3 separate regions of the Mus musculus genome follow, and regions 1 and 2 are each linked to region 3. A link is a loop called in an ENCODE intact Hi-C map of the cell type or tissue named here. Cell type or tissue: heart. All regions are shown on one strand. Links, peaks and the distances in the headings refer to the core of each region. The heading gives the core; the rest is flanking DNA.

Region 1 (10,736 bases), core at 3,164-8,163, 74 kb before region 3:
ACCCCTCCGGCACAGTGAGTGCCCACACTGCCCAGTGACCTTGGGCAAGTCACATTCTCTCAGCTGCTGCGGCAGTTCGGGCCACTCATTTTATGTGGGTTTCCCCCCCTCTGCTAAGAATACCTGCCCCAGATAATGCTCAGACTTCCGCAATCCCTGCAAACTGCCAAGGCATCAAAGGGACAGTAGGGACAGACAGGACAAGTACCCCCAGCCCCCGGTGTGAGTCCCCCATCACCACTAGGGGAGGGGCTGCAGAGATGCCAAATTTGGGTACAGAGCTGAGTTTGTCTGGGGGCGGGGAGGCATTTGTGTGCAATGCAGGGAGGGAGCTCAGTCCCTAGTGGCAGAAAGCCTCCAACCCCAACCTAGCCAGCTTTCTGTCCCACCGTCCGTGGTTCTGAACTGCGATGCCCGAAGGAAAGACTCCAGTCCCTCAGGTTCTCATATTCACTACAGTCCTAAGGATGCACACTCCTCCCCAGATACGCCGCTTGGGGGTCCCAATGGCCTCGCCCCACCCAATGGGCACTGTCCCCCCTCCCCGTGCTAGTGCCGATTTCTGGTGACAACTGCCACGTGCGGGCAAGGGGGGAGCGGCTGGTCCTAGCATTACGGAGACAGCGCCCAGGTGCTCGGAGCCCCTGCACCGCACCTTGTCCCGGTTCGCCGCAGGGTGCCCACCCCCTTGCCTGGCCCGCGCTCCGGGCCGGGGCGGGGGCGGGGGCAGGCGGCGGGGTCTTTGTTCCCGCAGCCCGAGCGCAGCGGCGGCGGCAATGGGTCCGCGCCCCCTTCACCAGCCGAGCCCGAGCCCCGCGTGCCAGCAGAGCTCGCAGCTTGCAAGGAGGAGGTCGGGGTGATGAAGCTGGCCAGGGGAAAGAAGGGTTCTGTATAGTAGACCCCGTGGCGGAAAGCCAAAGAGCCTCGGTGAGACAGGGGCCCGCAGCCTCCCCCCGCGCTCGGGCGCTGCGGCTCCGGCTCAGAGCTGCCGTTGGACTTGGAGCGCCACTTAGCTGGGCCCGGGCCCCAGCCACTCGCTCGCACGCTGCAGCGCTCCAGCCCGCTCCGGCGTGACAGTACGCACACTCACAAACACTCACCCGGACCCACACGCTCCCTTCGGGGCCAGCCTGAGACCCGCAGAGCTGCGCACACGCACTCTCTCCGGGTGCCGCACACTCTGCACCCGCCCCGCAAGGCGTCCGATCCCGCGCCCCGCCGGCCGCGCGGCGCCGCCTACCTTTCCAGACGGCGGAGATGCGGGGTCCGCTCCTCGAGTGGCCTTGGGCGGAGGCGGCGGCCACCCAGAACACCAGCAGAAGCCGCAGCCGCAGCGGGAGCCCGAACCGAGCCGGCAGGCTGAGGACGCGGGCGCGCGGTGCGCTGGGGGCGGCACGTCCGGGAGGAGGAGGCGTCATCCCGCAGCCCCGGAGCGACAGCGGCAAGCAGCCGAGACTGAGACAGCGCCCGGCCGCAGGCAGAACCTAGCGCCAGGAGGCGGAGTCAAGCGCCTGACCCCACCCCGCCCCTCCCCCCCGCCCCTCGCAGCCTTTTCTAGCTTTGCCGGTGGCCCCTTGCTTGTGCGGTGACCGCTGCCAGGAAAACCTTCGCTACCCGCACGCGGGCAACTCCACCGGGAGAACCCAGCTGCAAAGAAGACAGACTTGTGATCTGTCATGAGGGGCAGATCCCATCCCTCCTCTGGGCTTCAGTTCCACTTCCCTCGCCCCAGTGGAAAGAAAGGCCTAGGAAATCCGTAAGGATCTCTCAGCGCATGGATGAGTCTAACACCGGACAACCCCCCTTGCTGTCAGCTAAGTGGTTTGTAGTCAGAGAACCATTCTCATAGAATGGGCTTGCGGGAGTGGGACGCAGCTCTCTGCTGATCCTATCAGCCGGAGCAGGATGCTTTCCTCTGTGGAGGAGAGAGGGGAGGTCTAAGATGTGTGGGGTGCCCACAACGCCCCACGATTGCTCTGCCTGAGAGAACACTGGGAATTTTTCATCTTGGCCTGGCTCCCTCCTCTCCCTCTCCTTTCTCCTCCCTTCCCCAGCCAGCAGCCTTCTGGGCTGCCTCCCCCCAGCCAGCTGGTGTATGCTCAGAAAATCCAAACTCATTTCCATGTGCACTGAGGGGGATATAATTAGGAAGGCCCCTTCCCCAAGAAAAAAGTGAGGGGCACAAGACTCATAATCAGAGAGGGAAGGTCAGACCAATCGAAGGGAATCTTTCTCTGCCTAAGGCTCAGCTACATACCAAGGGCAACCTGGTGACGCGGTGGTAGTTCCATCAGAGGGTCCAGGCCCCTCTGCAGTCACCTGAACAACCCAGGAAACTCTGTCATTGGCTTATGTTTTCAGAGCCACTTTGTCTGCTCTTCGTAAAAGGGTCTCCCATGTTCCTTGGGCCAGAGATGGACAGATTCCCTACCTCTGCTTGTACCCAAAGAAGCTATGACTGGGAAATCCATCCAGGTCAGCTTGTCCCAATCTATTGCTTACTGTATATGTAGTCTAAGATGTACTGCACCAAGAAGAGACAGGGCAAGGAAGAGGGAACAGAAGTAAACAAAGACTTGACCTTCAAAACCCACAGACCCAGACATACTGAGCATGCTGTAGACACAGGCAGACCCTGGGCAGGATGCCCTGACCTCAGAGCCAGCCTCTTCACTGCTCCACGGGCAGGGAGGTTTTGATACAGCGAATCTTAGCTCTGCCAATTGTACAGTCTGCTTCTAGTTGTTTTCTCCATTCCTAAAAGCCCCAAAGTACCCTAGCCACTAAGGTGAATTCCTCCAGATCTCTCTGTGGGGAGGGGTCTAGAGACACTACAGGGCTGTGCACGGAGTCACTAGCTTCATGATGCCTAAGATCACAACCCCAGAAAGAAAAGCCTATTGACAGCCCAAGAACTCCTTCCCAGGCCTGCACTGAATCCTGTGGCCCTAAAGTTGGCAAACTGACCAGGCCAAAGTAGCTTCTAAGAATGATACTTGCTTTCTAGCCCAGTGACTCATATTCTGGGCAGTTATGCCCTCCAGTATCTTCATTTCTATAAATGATTGGGGCAAGTTAAGAAACCACCCATCCCTGCCTTTAAGAACCAAGCATTCAAGTGCATCTGAAATGAAAACATTACCCATGTGCACAGTAACTCATAAAATGCAACCCACTTCCGCCTACATCATTCCTCTCAGACCTACATTTTTTTCCTCTGATAAGGAAACATAGCTCCAACTTAGGGACAACTCTGAGGCATCCAGGACAACAGGGGTCCGTCTGAGATCAATTGGAAATGAATGAATGGAGACAGAAAGCCAACTTTTCTGACTTTAATAACAATTGCCAATAGTGTGGTTACTATTACATGCTATAAACATTCCACTGCCTCATTTTTAATGCCGACTTCATGATCCTAGGAGTTAGGTGCTATAGTTCCTCTCTCTATAAGCAGGGGAATTAAGGCATAGAAAGGTGATACAATCTACCTAAACTCACTCGGGTGGACAGAGACAGTGGCAGAGCTGGGACTTTAACTTAGGTGGTCTCTCTAGGGCCAACACCTTTGCTTCCATCAGTGTAATGTGCCTTTGCGTGCTGCCGCTGGTACTTGACTGCAGTCTGGGTCCAAACAATCCTCAGAAGGACCCAGACAGGGCTAGGTTACCACGTGCTGAGCAGAAGGGCAGGCCAGGGGCCAGACTCAGCCTCCTAAGCAATAGGGAACAGATGGAAACTAGGGGTAGAAGCCAAGGCGTTTGTTTTTTTTTTTTTTTTTTCCCAAGGCTGCATGCTAGAGTGAGAAGTGCTGAAGGCCGTCTTTTCTCCAAGACAGACCCTGGGACAACGGGCCAGGCCAGATGGCAGCCTGCTCCTTGATTCTATAGAAGGAAAAGCCACAGAAGGGAACAGGTACCAGCAATAGTTTGGGGGTTCCTGACTCAGGTAACACAGGGAAATCGAAACAGTATAGGTAGTGACAGGCCTGCCTGCCTGCCTTGTTAGAATCCAAAGCTGGCCCTTGAGCCTGAACCAAGGCATACCCTGCCACTCATGACCAGTGATGGGAAATGGCCTCACCAGAAGCAGCATCAGATGCAAGTGATGACAAGTCTGCAGGGGAGACACAGCTCTGCTTCTCCTCACATGGCCCCAGAATTGGAGGAGTGGGAGACAAGACTACTAGAAAGGATGCAGACCTGCACCCTGTGGGGCAGAGAAGGTGCAGCCAAATCCAACGGGTACCCTTGAGAAATCAAAGGATCTGGACACATACAGATTGGAGCTTCGTGACCCAGAACCAGCGGAGGTCCTAAGGTCCATCACAATATTCCAACAGAGCCTCTTACCCTCTGGGACCAAACTCAGTCCGTTTCTCCTTTCCCAAGCTTTCCTCAGTCTTGATTCCACAGCCTGACCTTGCAGGCATGACCTACCCCAACAAGAGGCCCAAGGTGAGGAGATACAACATACACACAGGTTGACCATCATACTAATTTTCATAGATATAATAATCTAAGAATCTAACTTCTCAGGGTTATTAATAGCTCTAGTCGTTTGTGTCGCCTCCTCATGTAGGATTCCATCCCTGCCATTAAGTCTCCACCCAGGCCTGCCTCTAACAACAGGAACGATTTACTCATCTTCATGTCCCCTAATTGTCAGAGGCACACAGACCAAGCAGGTCATGGGTGGAATGCTGTTTACAGGACAGCTGCTACTCAGCTCAGGACCATGGAGGCCACAGAAAAGGCAGCAGATAGACCGTCTGGCTTTTCAAGTGAAGTTGAAAGTTAAGTCTTTGCTCAAACTCTCCGGTTTAAAGAGATCATCATCAAATAAAAGCATCACCAAATGATCCAAAAAAGTTAACACGGATGCATGATGCCAGGTGTTAGGAGCTAGAGAGATAGCTTAATGGTTAAGAGCACTGGTTGCTCTTCCAGAGGACCCACATTCTATTCCCAGTACTCACATGCTAGCATTCAACTGGCTATAACTCCAGTTCCAGGGGCTGATGGCAGTGTATACATATGGTGCAGAGACATGTGAACAGGTAAAACACCCATATACACAGAATAATAAATAAATACATACATAAATAAATACATAAATAAATAAATAAATAAAGTTTTAAGAAACAAAACAGTTTTTAGGCCACATCTGGACCACTCTGCACACCATGCCTGTCCGTCTCACAAGCATGGCACAGTAGCTTTAGTTACCATTGTTGCTGGCCACATGCCTAGGTGTGCCTGGGTAGGAGTGAGTGCAGAGCTCTTTAGGCTCTACAGATCCCAGTACCACATCTCACCACACCACACATCTCCAAACCCTCACCAGCTTGTTCTCAAGCTCCTGCTTTCTCTCCCTAAGCCGGATCAGAGTCTACCAGCTACCAACTCTGATTGAAAGACTTGAAAAACACACATTACTTAGCCCCTCTGGTCTGCACTGCCCAGTGCCAGCCTATACCTGTATCTGTCGCAAACATACATTTTCATTTGATCTCTACCCTAAATTGTTAAAAACTCAATGAGATCAAAATGTGAAAATCCAGAGAGGAATATTTAGTGAGGACAGGCAGAGAAGAGCTAGACTTTTTCACCTTCCGTTAAGGCGGTCAGCTCAAGTATGACTGGGTGAGACAGTTTAGCACTCTTAGATGGCACTGGGCTTGTGGTAGGAGCGCCACCTGGTGTCTGCAAGTCTTAGGGACAGGACAGAAACTCCCAAACCTTTGCAGAGAAATCTCCTCCCTCCAGCCCATTCCCAGGCCACAGACCCATCTCTGAGCTTCCATTCTTGCTCTCCAGGGCCTGGATCAGATACAATCACATGAAATCACATGTGACCCATCAGTTGTAACAAAATCTCCTGACTAGATGGATCTGGAAAGTTCCTATCTCAGCTTGGCAGCTAAGTTATTTGGCAGTGCCCTGTCCCAGGCCAACTCTGATTCTTTTTTTCTTTCCTTTCCTTCTTCCTTCCTTTCTTTCCTCCTCCTCCTCCCTCCTTCTCCCTTCTGCTCCTCTTCCTCTCCCTCCTCCTTTTCCTTATCCTTCTTCTCCTTCTTCCTTCTTTTCCTTATCCTTCTCTTCCTCTTCCACTTCCTCCTTCTCCTCCCCTTCCTCCTCTTCTTTTTCTTCTTGACAGGGTCTTACTCTCTTGTAGTCCAGGTTGGTCTCAAACTTACACCAATCCTCCTGCTTCAGCCTCTTGAGTATTGAGATCATAGGTGTAAGCCACCATGGTTTCTTTGTTCACAAGTGAGAAAGAAGAGCTGACGCAGTTGTTTACCTAACCAGCTCCTTTCTGGCCTGGAGTAAAGCATGGTACCTTCGGCATTTTTTTTTTTTTGCTTGGACCCTGGACGACATGCACTCTTACTATGCTTTACATAGGGTAGGCCCGGACCCTCCCAGCTGATATGATCCTTGGGCTTGCTAGGACCCTAGCAATGAGAAGACCACATATAGGCCAGTGCTCCAAAAAATCACTCACCTTTTCTCATGGATGTAAGAACTCACAAATTGCACTTCTTGGGACCAAAAGCATTATTCAAAAGGCATGCATACAGTCCAACTTAGGAGCCTCTTAACACAGCCCTCGTGGCCTCAGACAGCCTCTAAGTACATGCCTCTGATGACAATGTACTCCATCATGGAGGACCTCTGCCCATCTTCTTAGCTCTGCACAAAGGTTTCTTCCTCTGGAAGACTGCCAAATAGTGGTCTAAAGCTACACAATTCTGTCTATTCACTTTATAGAATACAGCCCCTTCATAAATTTAGGTCAAATTCTTTGAAATCTTGTGTGTGTGTGTGTGTGTGTGTGTGTGTGTGTGTGTGTGTGTGTGTGTGTGTCTGTGTGTGTCTGTGTGTGTGTGTGTGTGTCTGTGTGTACACAGATGCCTTCAGAGGCCAGAGGTGTCAGATTCCCTGGAGCTGCTGTTACAGGTAGTTGTGAATTGAATACTTAATAAGTAACCACTGAACAACCTCTTCAACTCCAAATTTGAGGGGATTTGTTTTAGATGGCCTCTTTTTTGAAGCCAGAATACATTTGTTTATTTATTCATTCATTCATTCATTCATTCATTCATTCATTCATTTAACGTGTGTGAGTACACTGTATTTATCTTCAGACACATCAGAGGAGGACACCGGATCCTATTACAGATGGTTGTGAGCCACCATGTGGTTGCTGGGAATTGAACTCAGGACCTCTGAAGAGCAGTCAGTGCTCTGAACCACTGAGCCATCTCTCCAGCCCCTTAGCAATTGGATTTTTGGTTTCTCAATGAAAGGCTTATTCTAGTCCTCCACCTTGGATTCCCCTTGTGCTACCTTATGTGGTAGGATTCCAACTCCTTGAATCGTCCCCAACCCAGCTCTGGAGTGCCATGTGTCTCCAATACACACACTGTCAGTATCTATAGACTTAGAATAAAATGTCAAACAGGATACAACTGAGGCTCCCAGAATACAAGCCATGTGTGGAAGTGATCTAACCTTCGGTTGGTCTGACATAGAAGCTTGTTCCCCTCCCATGCCTAAACTGCCACTCTCAGGGTGAGGGTTTAATACACTCTTCAGCCCAGGTAGCTTCCAGACTGTGGGCTGGGGACAGAGCCTAGGTGACAGTAAGGATGGCTATTGGATACACTGTCTCACCCAAGCCCTGGAAAGGCTGGTTTCCCAACATAGTTACATCTCCTAATGGGCAGCACTTGTGGGCACAGGATAATAAAAACCTGCTTTTCAAGGTTGTTCTGAGAATGCACTGAGATGGCACCATGGGTCTCAACTCAATCCCAGCATGGAATGCCCGATAAATGAGCATTACTGCACAGCACTGCTGGGACCTAGCCTTGCTGAGGCAGAAGCCTGGGTCGTTGTGAAAAGGCATTTCTGGCCTGGGGAAGGATGAATTCTGTTACCAGCAACTGCAGAATAAATGTATGGGACCAAGACATGGCCAAGCCCACAGGAACAGTGTAACCAAGCTGACATGATTATGGCCCAGAGCCAGAGAAGGCCGAACCGTGGGTGTCAGGGGAGGCAAACAGAGGCATGTCAATAAATTCCCCCAACATTCTCACCAAACCATCACTGCCAAGGCCTGTGGCAGAGGAAATGAGAAGCCACCTCAGGGTAGGGCTCTGAGAGCTTGGTCTGGGGCCCAGGCCAGATGGGGCTGAGGCGAGGAGCAGAACCCAGGCCCATGTGCCCAGCAAGCTGTGCCAGCCCAGTCCGTGTCAGCCCAGCCAAATTTGAGTTATATCAGGAGAAAGATCTGTTCAGAAAGCTCACCCATCTCTGCATATTTGCATATTCTATTTTAGGGTCTCTCTTCCTTTTTTTCCCCTTAGCTTCCTAGAAAAGTTCTTGTCATCAATTCCAACTTCACCTCTGTTGAACTGCAAATGCTCGCTGGGCCCCACCTCTGCTCCCTCACTAGGATCCCTGGCCTCCTGACCTCCACTGCCCATGGCTTATTCAGGGCCAGTTCTTGCAACCCAGCTCAAGCTCCAGTGTACCCAGGCCTACATCCCTAAGTGCAAGGTGGCATTCTGTGACCAGGCTTGCCTGGCGGCTGATGCCACTGACCATGCATGCCCTGTCCACCTCCTTCACCCCACTTTGGTGACCCCCTTCTCCTTCCCAGAAGTAGATCTCCTTCTCACATCTCCCAGTCACCATTTCCCATAAAGCCTAACTCCTTTGTGGATATCTATTTTCTTCCACGTTCTCCTGGAGAGATGATTTCCACATAAGATGCCAACATAGCCTTGAACTTGAAATTTCCTGATGACTATCTCAGCCCAAGGACCACTGCCTGGCTGTCTTGGAGTACCTCAAGCTCACTATGTCCAAACTGGTCTTGCATTATTCCAAATGTACCCCTTACTCTTGGCAGCATCAACATCTACCTACTCACATCCTGCCTCCCCTTTTCCCCACCCCCAGATCTGGTCTGCCCTTCACACCTCACATCCCTCCCCTCCTGCTGCAGAAGGTTGCAGGTCCTAGTGTCCCATCTGGAGATAACGAACCTTCTCACTGGTTACCCATCCTCAGTCTCACTTCCCACAAATCCAGCCTCCACACAGCTGTCAGATTATCTCACATACAAATCTGGTACCCCACCCCCACCCCGCCCCACTGTCCTGCATAGACACTCCACAAGGCAGGGCTCCAGGCAGATTACTGAGGCACAAAAGGCTTGGCACCCAGAAGCCTAGAGAGTTCTGAGTCTTCATTGCTACGGCAAATACTCTTCAACATCAACTCAAGACTGGAAATGTGGAAACCTAAACATTTTTGCAGAGTAGGTAAAGAATAGGCTGCTGGGGCATCTCTGGAATAGTGTGTTCTTCTGAGAACCCCTCAGGAGAAAACCCGAGCTCTTTAGCCTGCTGACGGCCCCCATCACCTACTCCTCCCATCTCAAAGGCCACAGCTGCAGAAAAAAACTACACCAGAGTCAGTTTCTAGCTGCCCACTTCCTAACCATGAAATTGTTGACAGGATTTCCCCCTCTGAACCTTGTTGTCTCCATCTGTTTAATGGCAATGCTAGGAGTACCCTCTCCCTAAAGACTGGAGTCTGTTTTAACTATAGCAACTATCCCCCAAGCTCCCCTTTACTGCCAGGCCAGACCTCTGTCAACCAAAGTGGCCCACTGCCTCAACCTTTCCACTCTTCTCCATTGTCTATTGCCAATCTATTCACCAACCAGAAGCTAGAATGACCTATATAAGATGGAAAGCTGCTTCCCCAGTTAAAATTCTGACTTCCTGTGGTGCCCAACTTACTTTCCACACCAGCAGGTCCACACAGACATCCCCTCTCCACAGCTAGGCACACAGCACATACACTTGCTTCCTTAACCTTCCATTCTAGCTCCAACACCTCTTCCCCCAGGCAGCTTCTCTTAAGGGACATACTACTAATCTAAGTGATTCCTTCCCCCTGAGTCACCCACTCAGCCTTGGCCTTGTCTGGCCCAGCTTTCATCAGGGTTTAGTGGGCAAGGTCTGCCTGCCTTACCAATAGCACAGTTCTTCTGGAGCAAGTAGGCCACCATGTTTACATGACACAGAGAGGCTGTTTGTTGAAAGAGTGAAAAGCACAATGGCAAGGAAGGAGCCCTCAGCCCACGGAAAGCCCCGGGCTCGGTGGGGGCACTTATCAGGCTCAACATGGACTGTTTAAAATATGACCACAGGAAGCAAAGCCAATGTGCCAAGCCCATGGAGGAAAGACCTGACAAACAAGGGAAACTGTTCACTCAATTCTGGGAAGCTGTGTAACGGGTACCAAGAGTTGTTCCAGAAAGGGCAAAGACAAAGGTTCTGCAGCAGAAAGGGATGCATGAGCTCGGGAGCCTTGAGCAGAGTAAGAGAACCAAGAGAGGAGGCAAGCTCTAGGGAGTGCAGCATCAGCACCATCGGACTACCACTGGCCCTTGGCCTTTGCTTCTATCACAATACTTCTCAACATCAACTCAGGATCATGAAGGAAATGCAGAAACTTCAAAAATTACAATGGACTGAGGGCATATCTGGAATAATGTCTTCTTCTGAGTACCTCTCCTTAAGATTATTACTAACATAAAGGTCATACAGACCAAGACGTGCTGGGGACCAAGATCAGGAGGGTAGTTCAAAGGGCCACATAGAATCACCAAGTAACTAAACTACAGGAGGAGAAATAGCACAGACCAGT
Region 2 (10,736 bases), core at 2,202-7,201, 48 kb before region 3:
CCTCTTTTACATAGCTTAGCTTTATACATGGAGACATGTTTAAAACACAAACACAAAATCTAAATTGTAAATTCCAAGAGCAACTTCCATTAATAAACTAAAAGGGCTTTAGGTTTTGTAGAGTTTCTCCGAGAGCTACTTGAATGCTAGTGGAATATTTCTGGAGGTAAGTTATGAGCTCAGCAGGCGGTGTTAGCTTACTGAACAAATCATCACCTGAGGGAATTTGTGGGAAGAGTTGCTTAACCAAGAACGAACTATAGCACTACAAAAACAAATTAAGTTCCTGGCTTTTGTCTAATGAACAGAGCAACGATAATAAAAGAATGTAAAGTTTACTGAAAAATCAACTGTTGATCTAAAGAGTTTAAATAGATCCATACACACTACATGGTTAGAAAACAATGGTTAATGAACTTATTAAGTAAAAAAAAAAATATATATATATCTATTATTAGTGGTGTTAACAATAACAACGTCACATCTTAATTTACCAATGGGGATCTAAACCAATAAGGATAGAGATAGCACCTATCACCACTTTGGTAATCACCCAGGACTGTATCCCAGGAACACACAAGCTCTTCCCTTGGAGATACTAGAAAGTTCTGCCCATCTAACTGAGGACAAACTCTCCCTTACCAGGTTTCTGATCAGGCTCAGGCCAAGATTTTCGGAGAACATGGACTGTGGATCCAGGCTGAATACCATAGAAGTCAAGGGTCTGGTCATCTTTTAGCTTCCGGCCACAGTAGATCAAATCTACAAAGAAATCATACAAACAAACAAAAAACCTGCCTATTCATATTTTGTTTCTCAAAGCAATTTGGTTTCTATCCCCTGAGAATCTTATTTTAATTAGACAGCACTCAGGAGATAGGAAGCAACTCACCAGGTAAAGAACACTCACTCTGCAAGCATTACGACCTAAGTTCAAGTCCCCAGCTCCCACATAAAAAGCCAGGCATGGCTGCACACGCCTGTAATACCAGTGGCTGAAGGCAGAGAGCAAGCTGACACCAAGCCCATGCTGTCTAACCCAAACTGGAAGAAGATTCAGATTCAGTGCCAAGGAAATAAGGTGGATGAGATGGGGAAACACCCGACATCCTGCTCTGGTCTCTTCATATGCATGCACGAGTGCATACTTCTGTACACTCACATACATGCGTCACATACATACAAAAAAAGACTTTCTCCCAGGTGTAGTGGCACATATCTATAATCCCAGATATTTGAGGCTAGCCTGAGCAATTTATTAAGATCTTGCTTTAAAATAAAAAAAGTCATATAAATAGGCTTTGGATACAGCTCAGTAGCAGACTAGTTCCCTACCATATACAAGACCCAGGATTTAATCGTCAGCACAATGTGTGTTGGGGACATTAAGAAATACATTTTGCCGGGCGTAGTGGTGCACGCCTTTGATCCCAGCACTTGGGAGGCAGAGGCAGGCGGATTTCTGAGTTTAAGGCCAGCCTGGTCTACAAAGTGAGTTCCAGGACAGCCAGGGCTATACAGAGAAACCCTGTCTCGAAAAAAACAATAAATAAATAAATAAACCAAATAAATAAATAAATAAATAAATAAAAGACATTTTGACTAGGTGTGCTGGCACACACTTTTTATCCCAGCACTCAATAAGCAGAGATAAGTGGTGAGTTTGGGCCAGCCAGGGCTACAAAGTGAGACCCTGTCTTGAAACAAACAAAACCCCAACATTTTAAACAACTTTATCAAGTACAAATGCTTATTTAAGAAGTATATGCACAGTACACCTCTAAAGCTCAACCCTGTAGAGAGTAGTGATTCCACATAAATGTGAAAAATATAACATCAAAAAGGATGGAGCTGCCGGGCAGTGGTGGCACTTGGGATGTAGAGGCAGGCGGATTTCTGAGTTCGAGGCCAGCCTGGACAGAGTGAGTTCCAGGACAGCCAGGACTGCACAGAGAAACCCTGTCTCGAAAAACCGAAAAAAGAGGATGGAGCTGATCACCTGTGATAGGAATGTCTTCACCAGGGAGAACCCTTGGCTAGCGTACATTTCGCTCCTAATCTAATCTGACTGTTCTCTACGAAAGCTCTTCCTTCCTCCACTAGGAGTACATTGCCAACCTCATTTCCTATTTTGCGGCCTTCCCTTTATTCAGCCATCAAGACAAACAAAAACATCCTTCTAATTATCCCTTAAGTCTTAGGTGACAGATTGAGGAGTCTTGTCTCATCTGCAAGTCTTTGCTAATTTTGTTCGATCAGACAAAAGACTTCAACAACATCATAATGAAGAGTCTTAAATAATAACGTAGTTCAGTGTAACATGAGACTAAAGTGACAAACAACAGTTTTGTCATGTTTTATGTTTTCACTCATGTAAAACTTACTCTGGAAGGAGGCAACAAGCCCTTTTACCTCCTGTCCCAGGGGCAAGAGCAGCAACCCAGCTCCTGCCAATGAAGACTCACCGATCAGCTCCGGGTCTGGAACAGATTCCTGGAGCTTGCCAGCAATAAGCTGCTTCAGAAATGAAATGCTATAGCCCCCTAGGGAATATTCTCCCAGTTCTGTCTCTGGCAACTGAAGAATAGATTTTGGAGCAAGTGGCTGGTCAGCCAGCTTCACTGCCAGATGCCAGTCTGAGAGAGACATCCTCTCTCTTTCGCGCTCTCTCTTTCTCCCTGTAAAACAATAAGGCATTAACGGTTAAAAGTCAACCCACCTCCCTACTCATCTCTCCCTGCAACAAGAATAAAGGAAAGATCATTTCAGTGTACTACTGCTAGAGAAACATAGGTGTAGCACTAAGAGGCTAGAACTAGAACCTAGTGTCCCTCCCTTAATTCTTTCTCTGGTGGACTACAAGGGATTTCTCTTATGCCTCAGTTTCTTCACCTTTAAAGTAAACACAAAAGCCGGGCATTGGTGGCACACGCCTTTAATCCCAGCACTTGGGAGGCAGAGGCAGGAGGATTTCTGAGTTCAAGGCCAGCCTGATCTACAAAGTGAGTTCCAGGACAGCCAGGGCTACACAGAGAAACCCTGTCTCAAAAAAACAAAAGAAAAAAAAAAAAAAAGTAAACACAAAAGGCCAATCAGTTGGATAGGAATGTTGTGAGGTTCAAGCAAGATCACCCAACCCTCTCCCTTCTACACACTCATTTCTGGTTTTCTTCTCCAGCTTTTGATTTAGCTATAACAACACTTTAAGGAGGGCCCTTGTCTCTCTTGCCTGCCCTTATCAGAGATCTATAGCACCACCCAATGTCTTATTGTTAAAACACAGATCTAACAAACTTAACTGCTTAGAAGGCCCCCATTAATCCCAAAGCACTTCTATGAACAGGTGGGTGTTAACTCCACAGCCAGATTACAAACCCATTTATTCTGACGCCTACCAGCTTTCTTCAATAGACCCAGCCCTGCCCCTTTATAACAACACACGTAAGTATACTTCATAACAAAGTTGTCCCCTATATGTAACTCTGCTCACCTCCTGTCTTTGCATATAAGTTCTCTTCCCTTTTTGGCCTCTTAGCAAACTCCTACCAAGACCCACACAAACACATCGGTTCCATGCTCTCTTCTTGGTCACACATTCCCTGTTCCCTCAAGGCAAAAGAGCAACACAAATCAATAGATTTGAGGACAAGTCAGCCAGCTTCATTACCAGATGCCAGACTTAGAAAGCTACCTTCTCTTTGCTGCTTTTTCCCTTGTACAACTTATTTACTTCTCAACTTCTCATTGCGTCCCTCATATTTGTGAAACCCCCCCCATTCTTGAAAGCCAAGACTAGAGCTTTTCTAACACAGTCCCCAGCCTGACATATATGAATGCCCACAAAATAAATCTAAAAATTCAAAGGGTGCAAGAGCCTTGTACCGCAAGACCAGTCCTTGTTACAGACACTATTTCTGCCAAAGAGGTCTCTTGCAGTAAAGACAAGGCTAAGAAAAAACTGTGGTGCGACCCAGCGGACTTCAAGGTACTATCCACCTTTAGGTTTAAAGCGAGAAAGGAGGTTTTTGTATACCGATTTCAATCCTCACAACTGTCTCCTGAAACTGGCATCATTGTCCTTATTTTACAGATCAGGAATAAAGACTCAGAAAGCTGAAGTCTCTTGGCCCAAGGTCACAGATACCTAGTCGTGAGTAGGGACAATGTTGACAACCCCACCTCTCTCGTGGGACCAGTTAGCTACTCCGGACCCACGAGAGCCCCGCGCGCCCAGGGAGGGGGCCCAGCGCCCTCACCCGTCCCGCGGAAGGAACCCGGCCGCAGCGAGCCGCCGGTGTAAACACTCACTCTGGTCCTCTTGCCGGAAACCGGAAGCTCCGCGCTGCATTCTGGGGACTATAGTTTTCACTGAGACCCAGCCCCTTATAAATGGCCGTCCAGCAGCTAGTGGCAATGCTTCCGGGTCCTAGGAGGCGTGAGTGCGAGCACGAGCAGTTTGAGGTCCTAGAAGCCAGTAGGTTGTAGCTTTCTGTCAGACACAATTGTACCACCACCTGAGGTAGGGAGACTCAGTGTGGAATTTTCGAAAGCAGCCAATAGCCCGATGATTCCCGCGCTCTCCAGGGATATATGTGAAGCCTGTTGGTTGTCCCGGGTTTGGAGGAGTCCTAGGCCGGAGGGCGAGCCTTCTCCGAGGGGGACGGGTTCCTAAGTGGACAGGCGCCCCGCGGCCCTTCCGATGAAGACGCAGTTCTCCCACGTAGCCAGCCTCTTGTGCTTCTTGCTCCTTTCTCCCAGGAAACCTGCCTTGTGGCAGCGCACCAGGGCGCTAAAAGTTGAGTCCGTAAGGGGAGTGATTAAGTCGGGTTTCTGGCCCACCGCGAACATGCAACAATGGGGTTTATAACACAGTCATTCGTAGAATCAGTTTGGGGAGGGGAATTTCCACTGAACTTTCGTGGAGACACTGCCTGTTTTAGATGGCTGAGAAACTAATGCACAATCAAATTGGATTGAGTTTACACAAAAGTTAGAGTTAGCTAAACTCAAGAGAGAAGTGATTTTTCTCAGAAAGTTCCACAATTAAGGAAAACAATAACCAAAAACAACCAACTTTAAAACTGTGAAGCTGAGGGACGGGTGAGATGGCTCAGCAGGTAAAAGCACTTGCATTCAAACCTGAGGACCTCCCCGGGAACAAATGGTGAAAGGATTGAACTGACTCCCCAAAACTGACCACACACACACACTAATAAAAAAATGTAATTTTAAAAGATAAAGTTCAGGCTGGAGAGAAGGCTCAGCAGTTAAGAGCACTGAGTGCTCTTCCAGAGGTCCTGAGTTCAATTTCCAGCAACCAAGTGGTGACTCACAGCCATCTATAATGGGATCCGGTGCCCTCTTCTGGTGTGTCTGAAGACAGTGACAGTGTATAAAATACATAAATAAATCTTTTTTTTAAAAAAAGTTCATAATAGCTACTGTGTACACAAGTGTAAAAGTTGTATTCTTGCCGGGCGTGGTGGCGCACGCCTTTAAGCCCAGCACTCAGGAGGCAGAGTCAGGCAGATTTCTGAGTTTGAGGCCAGCCTGGTCTACATAGTGAGTTCCAGGACAGCCAGGGCTACACAGAGAAACCCTGTCTCGAAAAACAAAACAAAACAAAAGTTGTATTCTTGTACAGTCCACTCTAGGACAGAACTCGGGTAGTAACTGAGTACAATAGCTTAACAGAGAAAAAGCAAACTACACATACATAATTAACCCTCCTGGTCTTATAAAATATGCATGCTGCTAGAGAGTTTCACGGTGCCCAAAGTCCTTCTTCCCTATCCTGTCCATTTTTAAATACAGCCCCTCTTTCAGGAATTAAGTGGCCATCCTCTTAACCAATTTTCTATCTACTAAAGTACTGACACTTAAACACACTTTATTTCATTAAATTTTGTTTAGTACTGTGTCTTAACTGTTTGCCGGAGATGTCAGAAATTCTGTCTCTTTTTGTGTTCTCAAAATGGAGCTGAATGCTCAGGAGATTCTTTTGTTTGTTGTCATCATAATTTTCATGAAAAAATGGCCCTTAACTGCCTTGCTTACCTTCCACTGTTGATCTTTACCTGAAACATAGCAGGTTAGCAATAAGAATGTCTTGAATGGGGGCTGGAGAGAGCTCAGCGGCTAAGAGCAGTGACTGTTCTTCTGGAGGTCCTGAGTTCAAATTCCAGCAACCACATGGTGGCTCATAACCATCCGTAACAAGACCGGATTCCCTCTTCTGGTGTCTGAAGACAGCTACAGTGTATTTACATACAATAAATAAAATAAATCTTTAAAAAAAAAGGAATGTCTTGAATGAATGATCCAGGCCAAAGCTATTTATCAAATATGACTGTCTTATTGTATGCCTTTTGTTCTCCAGAGAGGAGAGAGGAGATTTCAATTGATGATGTTGCAAATGGGCAAATTAATGAAGGAATCAACCAAACAGGTTCTGTGTAAACCCAGTTAGCGAGTAAGTACCGTGCTCCCAAGCAAAGGTCAGGGCCTAGAAAAAGAAGCCTGGACACAAGACAAAGTTAGACGTCTGGCAAGAAGGAAAGAGGCCAAAACCAGGTCCTTCAGCCAGTTCTTATTTGGAAACACTGATATCCTTGTCAGCTCTAAGAACGTGCTGATGAGCATTCACTAAATGTTCAAGAGATCATTTGGTCTAATCAAGAATTCTATTGAGAAACAAATTGTAAGAATGGACATTTAAATTTTTATTAGTAGTATTCTGGGGGAGTGCATGAATGCCACGGCAATGGGTGTAGGTGGGTGTGTGCCATGATAAAAGTGTAGAGTCAGGTGACTGCCTCCTGGGATTGACCCTCGAGTTTCCATCTTGTTTGAATCGGTTCTCTTCAATGCCATGTAAAGCAGGCTAGATGGCCCCAGAGCTTCTGTACAGTCTCCTGTTTGAGCTTCCCATCCCCTGGCAGGGGTGTGCTGGGATCACACTACTGCCTCTCTGCCTTTCCTGTGGGTTCTGGAAATCTAAAATTCAGGTAGTCAAGCTTTTGTAGAAAGCAAGTGCCTTTACCCAGCTCAACACTTTTAAAATGGTGTTTAACAAACCTTATACAAATATGAGGATTTCTGAGTCTCACAAGAAAGTAAATGAAACTCATCTGTAACAGCTCCTACTGCAGACACAAATGGTGGAGCTGGAGAAACGAGGCAGTGGTTAAGAGCACTTTTTTGAGTGTTCTTTCTTTTTTGAGAAGATGGATTTTTCTGCTCTTTACAAAAAATTATTTATGTATATGAGTACACTGTCACTCTCTTCAGACACACCAGAAGAGAACATCAGATCTCATTACAGATAGTTGTGAGCTACCATGTGGTTGCTGGGAATTGAACTCAGGACCTTTAGAAGTACAGTCAGTGGCTCTTAACCGCTGAGCCATCTCTCCAGCCCCGCTCTCTCTTTTTTTAAACAGTCCATTATTTCTATGAATATTTTTGTTTGTGGCACTTCTTTCAATGATATGGGTGTTGCTAGTGCTGTCCCAGTGGACTGGATTTGTCAAGATCAATGGGACAAACTGTGCCTATCCCTGGAAGGTATTAGGAAGGTTTGACCTCAAACTTATGCAAAATGCAGGCTTGAGGTTTCACATTTTAAGGGAAGAGCCTTGTCACACAGGGGCTCTTTCCAGATCCCTCTCCTCAAAGCCAAGCAGAGAGAGCTTTCCTTCTTTTCTTGTATACATAGTTATTGTTTTAATAATCTAGCCTTCCAGATTACTAAATACTAGCAAATACTTTAAGGGTTTCCACTTCGTGCTGAGATGATCAGTTTCAACCTCTATGAGGCCCCAGGACCCCAAACCAAAAACTCCCGAGCAAGATGTCCAGAAGCACAGGTCTTCACGGGAGGTTCTCATCAGTTCAACCTCGATGAGCCTTTCAGTTCCTCTTTTCTCATTGGCATCTGAGGATTTCCTTGTTTTCCTATAAGTACAGCTGTGTGACTTTTTATGTATGTGAGTACACTGTCACTCTCTTCAGACAGTGAATGTATTTATGTAACATTGTGGGTTTTTCCATTTCTTTGTTATGTGTATCCGTGTTCTGTCCTCATGCATGTCTTTGCACCGCATGCTTACCTGGTGCCTTGGAGGGCTGAAGAAGACAACAGCTCTCTTGGGACTGGAGTTACATAGGGTTGGAAGCCACCTATGGATGCTGGAATTAAACGTGGGTCTTCTGGAAGAGCAGCCAGTGCTCTTAACTGCTGAGCCATCTCTCCAGCCCAAATACCTTTTTTCTTTTTAAGAATAATTACAAAAAATTTTATGCATGTGAATGTTTTTACCTGTCTGTATGTCTGTAAATCACATGCATGCGGTGCTGGAGGAAGCCAGAAAAGGGCACCTGATCCTCTGGGACTAAGGTTACAGATGATTGTTAGCTGCCGTACTGGTGCTGGGAGTTGAACCTGAGTCCCAGAAAGAGCTCTTAACCACTGAGCCATTTCTCCAGCCCCCAATCAACGTACCTTTCAAGTAGGCCTTGATATCTGGTAACACAAATTCTTGCCAACTTTCTTTTGTTCTAAGTTGGGCAAGGCTATTTCTTACTAACAGATGATAATTGTTACTTTTTTTAACGCTCCTAAAATATATATGAACTATATTTTTGAACTAACCATGCATGAGCAATATATCCAACTAAATATATGCAGTCAACAAAGTTTAAACTGCACATTTGTTTGGTAATCTACATATTTCACTTAGCTTGAATATTTTCACACATGCTGAAATTGTCTTTTGAAAAAGTGATGCTTCTACTATTTCCAAGTTATTTCAAGTTGATAGTAAAGTTACAAAAATTATACAAAATGGGGGCCACAGAGGTGGCTCAATGGTTAAGAGCATTTGCTGTTCTCACAGAGGACTAAAGTTCAATTCCAAGCAACCATGTGATGACTTATAACAATCCAAACTCCACCCAGAGGATCTGACCCCCTCTTCTGACGTCTGCAGGTACAAGTCCCACATGATACATCATACACATAAAAATAAAATCTTTTTAAAATTCTACAAAATAACTCGTTCCAGTCCTTCACCCAAAGTTCCAATTGTTAACATTTTACATTTTCCTTATCATCCTTTTTTCCTTTTTAAAGATTTTTTTTGTTATTTTATGTATATGTGTACACTGTAGCTGTCTTCAGGCACACAGGAAGAGAGCATTAGATCCCATTACAGATGGTTGTGAGCCACCATGTAGAAGAACAGCCAGTGATCTTAACCTCTGAGCCATCTCTCCAGCCCTCATCCTTTCTTTATATATCTTAGGCAAGTACTCCACCACTAAGCCACATCCCTGGCCTCCCCCCTCCTCATATATACAGATAAAGATATAGTCATTTTGAGAACAAGTTGTAAATATGATGTCTCATCATTTCTCAAATGTTTCTGTTGTTTTCTGGAAATGAGGACATAATCCAGTGTACATCTACAGTATGAACCCTCAGAATCACTTTAGATGGAAGGGATAGGTGACAGTTACATGTCATTGTGATCTGTTGTTACCGCCACTGAATTACTACTCAGTGAAAATTATTTAAATGATCTGTTTATGTTATGCATATTTTACCATGTTGTTAAAAGCCACACAATGCACGCAAGCACTTCAGAGTTTGGCGATAGCACTTCTCAGTCACGGGGCTAGATCTGCTGGTTCTCCTTTTGGTTGGGTCTGGCAAGGAGATTTCAGAGTTGTTTATAAAATACAAAGATAGGCCATGTTGTGTATATGGGTTTCTTTCTTCTGGAGCTGGAAATAAAATGGGCAAAGACATAATGACTGCCTTTTGGCTGGAATTTTATTACCAAAATAGTCCAGGTCCCTGTCTGTTCTGGGCAAGGCACTGTGCCAGGAACTGCAAAAAAGAAAAGAAGGGCTGGTGAGATGGCTCAGTGTATAAGGGCATTGACTGCTCTTCTGAGGGTCCTGAATTCAAATCTTAGCAACCACATGGAAGCTCACAACTACCCATAATGAGGTCTGACACCTTCTTCTGGTGTGTTTGAAGTCAGCTACAGTGAACTTACATATAATAATAAATAAATCTTAAAAAAAAAAAAAGAAAAGAAAAGGGGGTGGGGAGGAAATGTGGAAATGAAGCACAAACTAGAAGTTTTATGGCCCTGAAAGGGACACACTCACACACGTTTATGAGTGAATAATTTTAAGATGGGAAGAAATAATGGATTCCATCCCTAGAACTATAAACTATGGAGAATGCCCTATTCTGTGCCCCTCAAGTACTCTCTGCTAATTCCTAGGTGGTTTTGTTGTAGTGTCTTTATTATTCCCTTTCCTTCTGCATTGTGGTAGATTGTGTTGATGGCCAAATTATCGCCCTCTTTATATTCGTTCCCTTTACCATATGACATAGCGTGGATGCTTCCATCACAAGTGGAGTATTCTGCCCCACACCTCAATCTCTACTCCCATCATGTGACTTGCTTTGGCCAATGCTTTGCTGGCAGATATGATAGAAGCAGAGTTTGAAATGGACTCATATTGGGAGATGTCCGTTTGCATCTCAACTATCACCATCAGAACAAGAAAGACACATGTTGCAAAGCTAACATCTCCTGATTTGCCCCCAGCAAAAGGTCCCTGGGGTTAGGTGCTTGGCAGACCTCATGTAGCTATATGAGGAGCTCCAGCCAAGAAAAGTACACAGAATATAATTATCCAATTTTAGTAGTCTTCAC
Region 3 (10,736 bases), core at 1,902-6,901:
AGCTCATGTCTGAGTTATGCCTCAGAGATGTGCATGGAAAAACAAACTCTAATGCACATAACCTATGTGTAGAGAAAACCATAGTTTAGGATGCTGTAGGACTCATAACCAAGGGCCAAGGAACCTATGTTCTCTAGCTGAAAATAGTAAAATCATGCCAGGCTGAATGGGAATGTATTCGGTTGGTAGAGTACTTATCGAGTATGCACAAAGCCCAAGGCTTAATCACAACACTGTATAAAATTGGGTGTGATGGTGCCTGCTATTCTTCTGAAGGACTGAGGTTCAACTCCCAGCACCCACATGGCAGCTCACAACTGTCTGTAACTCCAGTTCCAGGGAATCTGACACCTCACACAGACAGACGTGCAGACAGAACGCCAATGTACACACAAAATACAATTAAAAAAATTTTTTTAAAGATTTACTTATTTTATGTGTATGAGTCTTTTGCCTACATGTATGCAGGTATATTCATGACTGGTGCCTGCAGAGGCCAGAAGAGGGCATCATATTCCCTGGAATTGGAGTTAAGGGTGGTTTGTGAGCCCTCGTGTGGGTACTGGGAACAAAACACTCAGGTCTTTTGCAAGAATAAGTGCCCTTATCTGCTGAGCCATCTCCCCAGCCTCCTATGCTTGTCTTTTAAAAGTTTACTATCAAACATATATAACAGTCCCAAATATTTCAGGTTCTGTAGATTTCTTGGCCTCGTGAAAAATGTGAGCCAAATGTGGTAGCACAGGCATTGGTAGCAAAACTGTACCAGAAAAAGAAAGTTGGATGTGGTGGCTCATATACATAAACCACCTAGGTGTTCAGATGTTGATCTAGTTTGAATTCTGTTGCTCTGACAAAACACTGGCCAAAAGCAGCTTAGGGAAGGAAAGAGTTAATTTCAATTTACAACCCATCATCAGGGAAAGCGAGGCAGGGACGTGGAGTTAGGAACTGAAAGGAAGGCCGTGGGCTGAGCCCTCCTATATCAATCACTAGCCAAGAAAATACCCCCAAAAGCATGCCTACAAGCCCATCTGACAGCAACATTTTTCTCAGCTGAAGTTACCTCTTCCTAGATGACTGGAGTTTATGTCAAGTCAATAAACAAAACAAAACAAAACAGAGCTAGCTAGACGTATACTCTATAATATTCAAATGATGATTTAAAAACATAAATATTCATCTCTCAGAGTCATACCAAATGTTAAGTGATGCACGGGAAGTCACGTGTGTCTCATAATTTAGTTCATTTAAAAAATTTTTTTCAAGACAGGGTTTCTCTATGTAGTCTTGACTGTCATGGAACTCACTCACTCTGTAGACCATGCTCGTCTCGAACTCATAGAAACTTATCTACCTCTGCCTCCAGAGTACTGGGATTGATTTAGAGGCATGTATCACCACCACCCAGCAGCTCACTTAATTTTTAATATCCTTTTTGGGGCTGGTTTTGATTTTTCCTGATGGCTGAGAGGGGTAAGAACTGAAACCTCTACATTAAAGGCTGTACTGTACATATTCCAAAAGCTGTTGTCCTCGCAAAATGTGCTCCTCTCTCATAGACAAGTGCATTGGAATAACCACCACGGGGATATGAGGTACAGCACTGTGATTATTTCACCATTGCTTCAATTCATTGAGAAAAGAAATGTACTATCACACTATTACCAGTGCATATCTGCATTAGCGAGGGTTTGCTAGAGGAGAACTGAGTGTGTGTGTGAGTGTGTGTGTGTGTGTGTGTGTGTGTGTGTGTGTGAGAGAGAGAGAGAGAGGGAGAGAGAAAGAGAGAGAGAGGGAGGGACGGGGAGGGGAAGGGAGGGGGAGGGGAGGGGGAGAGGGAAATTGATTAGAGACTGGCTTACAGGGTATGGTCCAGCTAGCCCAACAATAGCTGTCTCCCCACAAAAAGTTCAAGAATCCAACAGTTGTGGAATCCATGAGACTGGATGTCTCAGCAGATCTTCAGTCCAGGAAGGAATTTCTGTACAGATGTTCCCAGCTGCTTGGGATTTTTAGTTAATTCCAGATGTAGTGAAAATGACAACCAAGAATGGTCATCACAGTCTCCATTACTCACACAGGGAAGTCACTGTATGACTCTCTTGGAGGTGTTCCAAGGGTCTATCTTTTTGCTGTTGTTCTTGTTTTTGTTTTGTTTTGTTTTTTAGTTTTTTTTCTTTTTCTTTTTTATTAGATTTTTTTTCATTTACATTTTAAATGTAATCCCCTTTCCTGGTTCCCCTCCGAAAACTCCCTATCTCCTCCCCCTTCCCCTGCTCACCAACCCACCCACTCCTGCTTCCTGGCCCTGGCATTCCCCTACACTGAGGCATAGAGTCTTCACAGGACCAAGGGCCTCTCCTCCCTTTGATGACCGACTAGGCCATCCTCTGCTGCATATGCAGCTGGAGCCATGAGTCCCTCCATGTGTGCTCTTTGGTTGGTGGTTTAGTCCCTGGGAATCTCTGGGATGTACTGGTTAGGTCATATTGTTGTTCCTCCAATGGGGCTGCAAACCCCTCAGCTCCTTGGGTCCTTTTTCTAGCTCCTCCTTTGGGGACCCTGTGCTCAGTCCAATCGTAGGCTGCAAGCATCCACATCTGTATTTGTCAGGCACTGGCAGAGCCTCAGGAGACAGCTATATCAGCCTCCTGTCAGGAAGCACTTGTTGGCATCCACAATCATGTCTGGGTTTGTAACTGTATGTAGGATGGATACCCAAGTGGGGCAGTCTCTGGATGGCCTTTCCTTCAGTCTCTGCTCCACACTTTGTCTCTGTAACCCCTTCCATGGGTATTTTGTTCCCCCTTCTAAGAAGGATCAAAGTATCCACACTTTGATCTTCCTTCTTCTTGAGTTTCATGTGGCTTGTGAATTGTATCTTGGGTACGCTGAGCTTCTGGGCAATATCCACTTATCAGTGGATGCATATCATTTGTGCTCTTTTACCTCACTCAGGGTGATATCCTCCAGCTCCATCTATTGCCTAAGAATTTCATAAATTCATTCCTTTTAATAGCTGAGTAGTACTCCATTGTGTAAATGTACCACATTTTCTGTATCCATTCCTCTGTTGAGGAACATCTGAGTTCTTTCCAGCTTCTGGCTCTTATTAATAAGGCTTCTATGAACATAGTGGAACAGGTGTCCTTATTACATGTTGGAGCATCTTCTGGATATATGCCCGGGAGTGGTATTGCTAGGTCCTCGGGTAGTACTATGTTCAATTTTTTGAGGAACCGCCAAACTGATTTCCCGAGTGGTGGTACCATTTTGCAATCCCACCAGCAATGGAGGAGTGTTCCTCTTTCTCTACATCCTCGCCAGCATCTGCTATAACCTGAGTTTTTTATCTTAGCCATTCTGACTAGTGTGAGATGGAATCTCAGGATTGTTTTGATTTGCATTTCCCTGATGACTAAGGATGTTGAACATTTCTTTAGGTGCTTCTCTGCCATTCGAGATTCCTCAGTTGAGAATTCTTTGTTTAGCTCTGTACCCCATTTTTAATAGGGTTATTTGATTCTCTGGGGTCTATCTTCTTGAGTTCTTTGTATATATTGGATATTAGCCCCCTATCAGATATAGGATTGGTAAAGATCTTTACCCAATCTGTTGGATGCTGATTTGTTCTGTTGACAGTGTTGTTTTCCTTACAGAAGCTTCCAAGGGTCTCTCTTAAGATAAGGTCTGATCTATGCTTCTCTCTTGGATGGTTTCTGGTGTTACCTTGTTCACAAATGAGCATGAATGGCTCCATCTTCTGCTTGGAAAGTTCTTTGCCAGTTACACCAGTTCTCCTGGAGAAACACTGTAGACTCCATTTAAAGTTTGCTAGTGCTACTGAGACACATTAGAGGTACTCACCTCTCCCTTGAGCACTGGGGCAGGAGTTAAGCACTTTTAAGCATTGTTAAATACCATCAACTACTGTGAGCTATTAGAATCATTAGTTTCTGAGCTTTTGTTAAGTCTTTACTGTAAACGCCCTTTTAATGCTTTCTGTGAATGGCTAAAACTGTCAAAAGCAGGCATTTGACAGGCCCCTTCCTTTATGCCTGGTACCCTTGAATGGGGAGCTGTCAGCCGTGCCGCCCTTTATTGGCAGCCTGGTGAGTCTGGACACTTTACAATTTCTCTGGGGTTATTTTGCCAGCTGCAGAGGATCGTTATAATGACAACTGAAAGACTCTGCTGGGAACTGCTCCAGACAGCCTTGGAAAGCAGAATGCCAAGGCAGGCAAGGCTTGGCGAATTCTAAGCAACCCCGCAGCCATTTTCACCTAAGCCAGAAGGGAAGCACTTCCTCAGATCTGAAGCTTATGCAAACACAGTTCTTCATTTGCTTGGAGGACTGTGCCAGGATAGATGCAAATGTCACCCTTCATTTGTGTATGAGTCTTCTGTGCTGGGTGCACACGCCCTTGCCACACTCTCCATGTGAGTTCGTATGTAGGCTGTGTGGCTCAGTTAGTTCTTCAGCTGGGAAACACCCTCCTGTGCTGCCCTCTGGTGTTACAACATCAGAATAGTTTTTTCTCACCAACTTTTGCGCATCATTAGGAGAGCCGACTCTCCTATGTAGTTAACCCAAGGACCACAGAAACACAGAAGCAGCAGGATGGCAGTGCTGGCAGCTGCCTCAGTAACAACAAGAACTGGCAAACAACAGGGAACAGAGGTGCTGGAAGCAGAAAGAGTACAAGAAAAAGTGGAGAGACAGAAAGATATATGAAAACCAAGGAAGAGAAGCCATAGGTTTGGGTTGCTGGAGTTGGTCTAGGGAACTACTGTGCTTTAAGGGCAAAGAGACGCCCTAGAACTGAGAGATCTAACACTCGTCACTATCCAGGACTAAGATTCCTGACACTCTAGTCCCAAGACCTGTAATTCTAGCCAGCCAAAATTGAAGGCCATGTCACTGTGGGTCAGGACCTCTTTGAGGGATCAAACAACCCTTTCACAGTAGGTAGCCTAAAATCATCAGAAAATACAGATCATACATTATGATCCATAACAATACAGATCATACATTATGATCCATAACAATAACTAAGATCTGGGCTGGTGAGATGGCTTAGTGGGTAAGAGCACCCGACTGCTCTTCTGAAGGTCCAGAGTTCAAATCCCAGCAACCACATGGTGGCTCAGAACCATCTATAACGAGATCTGGCGCCCTCTTCTGGAGTGTCTGAAGACAGCTAAAGTGTACTTACATATAATAAATAAATAAACAAATAAACAAACAAACAAATAAATAAAAAGAGTTTAAAAAAAAAACAATAACTAAGATCATCAGAAAATATAGATCATACATTATGATCCATAAAAATACAGATCATACATTATGATCCATAACAATAGCAAAATTATAGTTATGAAATAAGAACAAAATAGTTTGGTGGTTGGCAAGTCACCACAGCATGAGAACTATATTAAAAGGTCACAGCATTAGGAAGGTTGAGAACCACGGTTGTAGAGCTTCTGAGACCTGCTCAAGAGCTGTCGTGCCAACAGGTATCACCTGAGGCTGCTAGGTGCACACTGCTTCCACGGCTCGATGCCCCTGGAAGCCAAGGATCACAGCAATCAAATGCCAGTGCTTCTAGCAGTTCCAACTTGAGCATCAGGAATTACCAGTCTAGCTCCAAAAACCTGATAGCTCCCTAGCTCTCAGGCTTGTAAACTGTCTGGTTCTGTCTGTCTACACCCCTCACCCTTGGGCATAGAAGGACCTGGGATCTCCAGCACCAGAAGGGGCTCATCCTATTCACGAGTCCTATCTAAGTGGAGCAAAGGTGCTTCAGGCAGTGTTACCTGGAGGCTGTCTTTGAAAGCATCTTACTGACTTATTCATATGTGATGGAATTCTTGAGCCTCTTCCTGACTTATCATTCAGGGTTTAAAAGAAGTCATGGTTTAAAAGCCTTCAGGAAAAACACCTTGTTAGTATGATCTGGTAAAACTTTTTTTTTTAAAGTGTGGGTCTCTTAGTGACTGTGGTTTCCAAGCTATCATGAAACTTACTCATTTGGTGAGCAGGTGGCTTAATGGGTAGAGCTACTTGCCTCAAAAGTCCAACTGTTTGAATTCAATCTCTAGACCTATGTAAAGGTGGAAGAAAAATGACTCCTCACAACTGTTGTCTGACCTTCACATGCCCACTATGGAATAAATGCCTACACAAGCATGGTATACACATGCTGGCATGTGCACACGTACACACACAGACACACACACACCACACACACACACTCACCAAACGTATGAATAAGCTTAAAGAGTTTAAAAGAAACTCACTAATGTGGCGTCTAACAATAGCAACACAACAATGTTTTTCCCGTGGTGCTCTGAAGTTATGGCTCATTCATCACAATGTGAGTTGTATTGATTACTGCTCTGTGCTGTGTTTAATGAGAAGTCTTGAGACAGAAACTCAGGCAAGCTCCAAAGTGAAATGAAGCAGAATTAACAGGGTCCAAAGATGGGCTCTGTAGGGATGGAGTGGCTAAAGAAACCCAACAGCAAGTTGAGGTGGAAACTTAAGGGTTTTTTGAAAGTTGGTTGGATGGTGTTTTGCTGGGGCAAACATGGGAAGCGGTGTTTCCTTAAAGTGGACACAGGTGTGAAAGGCTGAGGCAGACTTGTGAAGGAAGGTTTTGATGTTCTGCTAACGCAAGCACGTGAAAGGACACGTGATGAAAGATTCTTAGTTAGCAACATGCATGCATTGGTCCACCTTACATTGCTTAGTTGAGCTGCATTTGACAGGACTCCGTAGAGAGAAACGCACCAAAAACCTTCTGGTGGTGTGCTGCGGTTTGTTGCCCCTTCCACAGACTCAGGCTGATTGGATGCCCATGCTGAGGCAACACCCGTGCTGAGGCATCATGAGGAGGACACATGATGTTTTGAGGGTACAAATAGGAGTCCACAGAGTAATGGAAACAGAGCTTGGCTTGCAGGTACAGCTGTCTGTAAAACAAACACCGGTGGGTCTTGCATCTTCCCTGATTTTCGCTTCTCTAAGAAAGGCACAGCTGAGAACTTCTGGTTTTCCTGTTGGTCCCTCCTGCTGACTCGAGCCAAGGCTGAGGCCTGGCTGGTTCTCCTAGGTCATGTCACCACTGTTGCTAACCCGACTCTACCAAACTGGACTGCTGGTGTATCCGTGAAGTGTTTGTGAGTAGATTGAGCTGCTGCTGCCAACCTGTGAACTGAACTGCCAGTATCCAGACAACACAGAAGGGAGTTGCTCCAAAGAAGCTTCCTAAACAGGTCCACTTTGACCGTATCCTTTCTTTCCCACCACCTCTGGTGGGTGGTGGGCTACGAGGGAGGTTAAAGCACTTAAGAAACATCATTAAAAATAGGATTTGAAATAATTAAAGTTATAGCAAGTTGAAAGGGTTTTGGGAGACAAAGGTCTGCTAAAATATGGCAACCAATCTGCGGAAGTCTGCAGTATTGCAAAGAACAACTAAAGCACAGTTGAAAGAAAAGCTAAGCCTGGGGATAGAGCGATGGCTCGGTGGGTTAAGAGCGCTGACTGCTCTTCCAGAGGTCCTGAGTTCAATTTCCAGCAACCACATGGTGGCTCACAACCATCTGTAATGGAATCTGAGGCTCTCTTCTGGTGTGTCTGAAGACAGACAGCTACAGTGTACTTACATATAATAAATAAATAAATCTTAAAAAAAAAAAAGAATAGCTAAGCCTGATGTTCTTCTGTACAGCTTCAGAGGAGGTGCCATGAATACAGAAGTGCTTTGGGGAGGGAGGGAGGGAGAGAGAGAGAGAGAGAGAGAGAGATCATTGAGTGCTGGTATTTTTGTATCTTTAAAACAACAACAACTTTTGGCATTATTTCCAGCACAAGGAACAGTTTTGAAACAAATAGGTCAACTCCTGAAGGAATTAAATAAAAGCAACTATAACCACACCTGAATGCACAGATAAAAGCCACCCTCAGGTGACAAGGTAGCCAAAGCCATGTGCTTCATGAGAAGAGCAGGAAAGTCCATGGCTAGGAAGACTCTGCCGGAGAATCAGAGACAACAAGGACAAGAGAATTCTCCTTCAAGAACGGACTCTGATCTAGGAACTCCCTCCGTGGTCAGGAGCAGTGGCTTGGTAATATGTCTAGTAGTAACTCTCTACCCGTAGTCCACACGTACCTGAGGGAGCACGGCTGTGGCTGTCTCTTGTTTACCTTTCTTTAGATAGGTGGTTTTTACTGCTATTTTCTTGGCCTTGCTCCATCACTGCATGGTGGGTGGGTTTATTGGCAGTCATAAGAAAATAGCTGCAATCCGGCCTTTAGTCCATCTTTTAATGGGATTTTCTGCATCCCCCTTAAAGAAGAGTGAGTATTTTTGAGGGACAGGCTAGCTGTAGCAGAGAGCTCTTACCACCTATCAAAGCCACTCTTCCCATTAGGCACAAGAGGTCTTTCTATGAGGTCTCAATGTAGCTGAGTCTTCTCCATTATAAAGACGTGATGTGTGCACTTTTTGACGAAGATATGGCAGGTCTCAAGATGAGCGGAGTTGTCTTAGTCAGGGTTTCTATTCCTGCACAAACATCATGACCAAGAAGCAAGTTGGGGAGAAAAGGGTTTATTCAGCTTACACTTCCATGTTGCTGTTCATCACCAAATGAAGTCAGGACTGGAACTCAAACAGGTCAGGGAGCAGGAGCTGATGCAGAGGCCATGGAGGGATGTTCCTTACTGGCTTGCTTCCTCTGGCTTGCTCAGCTTGCTCTCTTATAGAACCCAAAACTACCAGCCCAGGGATGGCACCACCCACAAGGGACCTCCCCCCTTGATCACTAATTGAGAAAATGCCTCACAGTCGCATCTCATGCAGGCATTTCTTCAACTGAAGCTCCTTTCACTGTGACAACTCCAGCCTGTGTCAAGTTGACACACAAAACCAGCAAGAACAGGAGTGGAAGCTGAAACTGTAAGGGTTAATTTTTCTTGTTTTTGTTTTTGCTTTTTTCTTTCTTTCTTTCATTTAATATGCATTGGTGTTTTGCCTACATGTGTGTCTGTGTGAGGGTGTCAGATCACCTGGAACTGGAGTTATGGACAGTTGTGAGCTGTCATGTGGGTGCCTCCAGTGCTCTTAAACACTAAGCCATCTCTCCAGCACCTCCTCCAAGTTTTTTTTGGTTTTGTTTTGTTTTGCTTGTCTTTTCAAAGTTTTTAACCTGAGTTCTATTCCCAATAAACCACATGATGGCTCACAACCATCTGTAATGGGATCTGATGCCCTCTTCTGGTGTGTCTGAAGACAGCGACAGTGGTTTTTTGTTTGTTTGTTTGTTTGTTTGTTTTTTTGGTTTTTGGTTTTTGGTTTTTCGAGACAGGGTTTCTCTGTATAGCCCTGGCTGTCCTGGAACTCACTTTGTAGACCAGGCTGGCCTCGAACTCAAAAATCTGCCTGCCTCTGCCTCCCGAGTGCTGGGATTAAAGGTGTGCTCCACCACACCTGGCCAACAGTGTTCTTATATACATAAAATAAATAAATCTTTTAAAAATTATAAATAAATAAAAATTAAAATAAAAAGAAACATTAACTCATACATACCCTGAGTCATACTTCCCCAATATAATTATGTACATCTGTGTGTATATGCTTATAAGTAATTATTATTGATAATTACCAATACTAAATTTTTATTTTAGTTGTTGTTTTGTGGGATAGAGATGAGGCTGGTCTTGAACTTCCTGTGAAGCCAGTGCTGATGACTGACTTCTGACCCACCTGTTGATACTCCCAGTAATTGGGTCACAGGTCTGTCACCACATCAGCATGTTTGTTTTGTTTTCAGAGAGAGTGTTTTGTTTCTTTTTTTAGACCGGCTGGCCTCAAACTCACAGTGATTCACCTGTCTCTGCCTCTCAAGTACTGAGATCATATGTGTGTCCCAGGAATGGTGGCACATATCTGGAATACACTTGGCCCACTTGGCATTTTTTGTAAAGTGTTATAGGGAATCAACCCAGGGCCTTGTGCATCCCGGGTAAACATTCTACCAATTGGGCTACATTTGTTTTATTTATTTATTTTCTTGCTTTTTGAATTGGAGAACAAATCTAGAGCTACACTTATGCCAAGGATATATATACCCATTGAGCTGTACCCTTAGTCCCTGTTTTTGCTTTGTATGTAGCTTAAGTACCACACCTTATTTACCAGTTTCCTGTGGATAGACATTTAGGTTGTTACTAATCTCTTGCTACTGTCCTGTGTTCACATTCTTTCCACTGGAACCCTGCACATGCAAAGACCTGGCCAGCTTCATGCCAGCACTATCCAGCTCAGCCCACTCACTTACACTTTCTTTTAGTTTGTAGCCAAGGTATAAAGCTAAGATCTGCCCCTATTATTGTTCAGCATCCACTCTTGCAAAGTGTACCTTGGAGAAAGATACTTGAGTGACTACAAGGCAGATATTTACACTGATAGGAAGACGATAGAGCAGTGGGCTCACATGAATCACAGTGAAACACCCCAGGATGCAAACCTCAGCTTCCAGCCTAGAACGGGGACCTTTGCTCCAAACTTCAAGCAACTCAATGAACTCAAGCAACTCAATGAAGGTTCAAGCGTTAACTTTCCTGAGGCGATCCTGAAGATCACTGGCGAGCTAAGCAACAACCCAGTGCTCAGCAGCACATGGTAACTTTTGCTTCGTGAGTGTGTACAGGTTTTCCCCCTAAA

Evidence for each region. A loop is a pair of places that touch in the nucleus more often than their neighbours do. Peaks named below come from ENCODE experiments on the same cell type or tissue, not always from the same donor. Only the 100,000 strongest peaks of a DNase experiment are listed, where the experiment ranks them.
Region 1: it touches region 3 in a loop (5-fold over the local background); 17 of 42 quality-filtered maps call a loop at or near these places.
Region 2: a loop joins it to region 3, with 2.2 times the contacts of the local background. A loop is called at or near these places in 15 of 42 quality-filtered maps.

The regions. Positions count from the first base shown.
Region 1 is chr9:57,930,833-57,941,568 of GRCm38, reverse strand. It overlaps Sema7a (sema domain, immunoglobulin domain (Ig), and GPI membrane anchor, (semaphorin) 7A), which reads right to left and starts at 1,457. Exons shown (of 14, transcript NM_011352.3): 1 at 1,241-1,457. The coding sequence starts at 1,418. In heart, for the core only: no CTCF peak of the experiment used is centred there; a DNase peak (open chromatin) is centred at 5,698; H3K27me3 peaks cover 1,096 bases.
Region 2 is chr9:57,904,580-57,915,315 of GRCm38, reverse strand. Ubl7 (ubiquitin-like 7 (bone marrow stromal cell-derived)) reads right to left here and starts at 4,330. Exons shown (of 11, transcript NM_001122873.1): 1 at 4,257-4,330; 2 at 2,466-2,678; 3 at 643-762. The coding sequence starts at 2,649. In heart, for the core only: a CTCF peak has its summit at 4,325; a DNase peak (open chromatin) is centred at 4,355; H3K4me3 peaks cover 2,102 bases; H3K27ac peaks cover 1,633 bases.
Region 3 is chr9:57,855,808-57,866,543 of GRCm38, reverse strand. No RefSeq gene overlaps it. Among named protein-coding and RNA genes, the nearest start is that of Arid3b, 24 kb to the right of the region's middle. In heart, for the core only: a CTCF peak has its summit at 4,513 (motif pointing left); no DNase peak of the experiment used is centred there.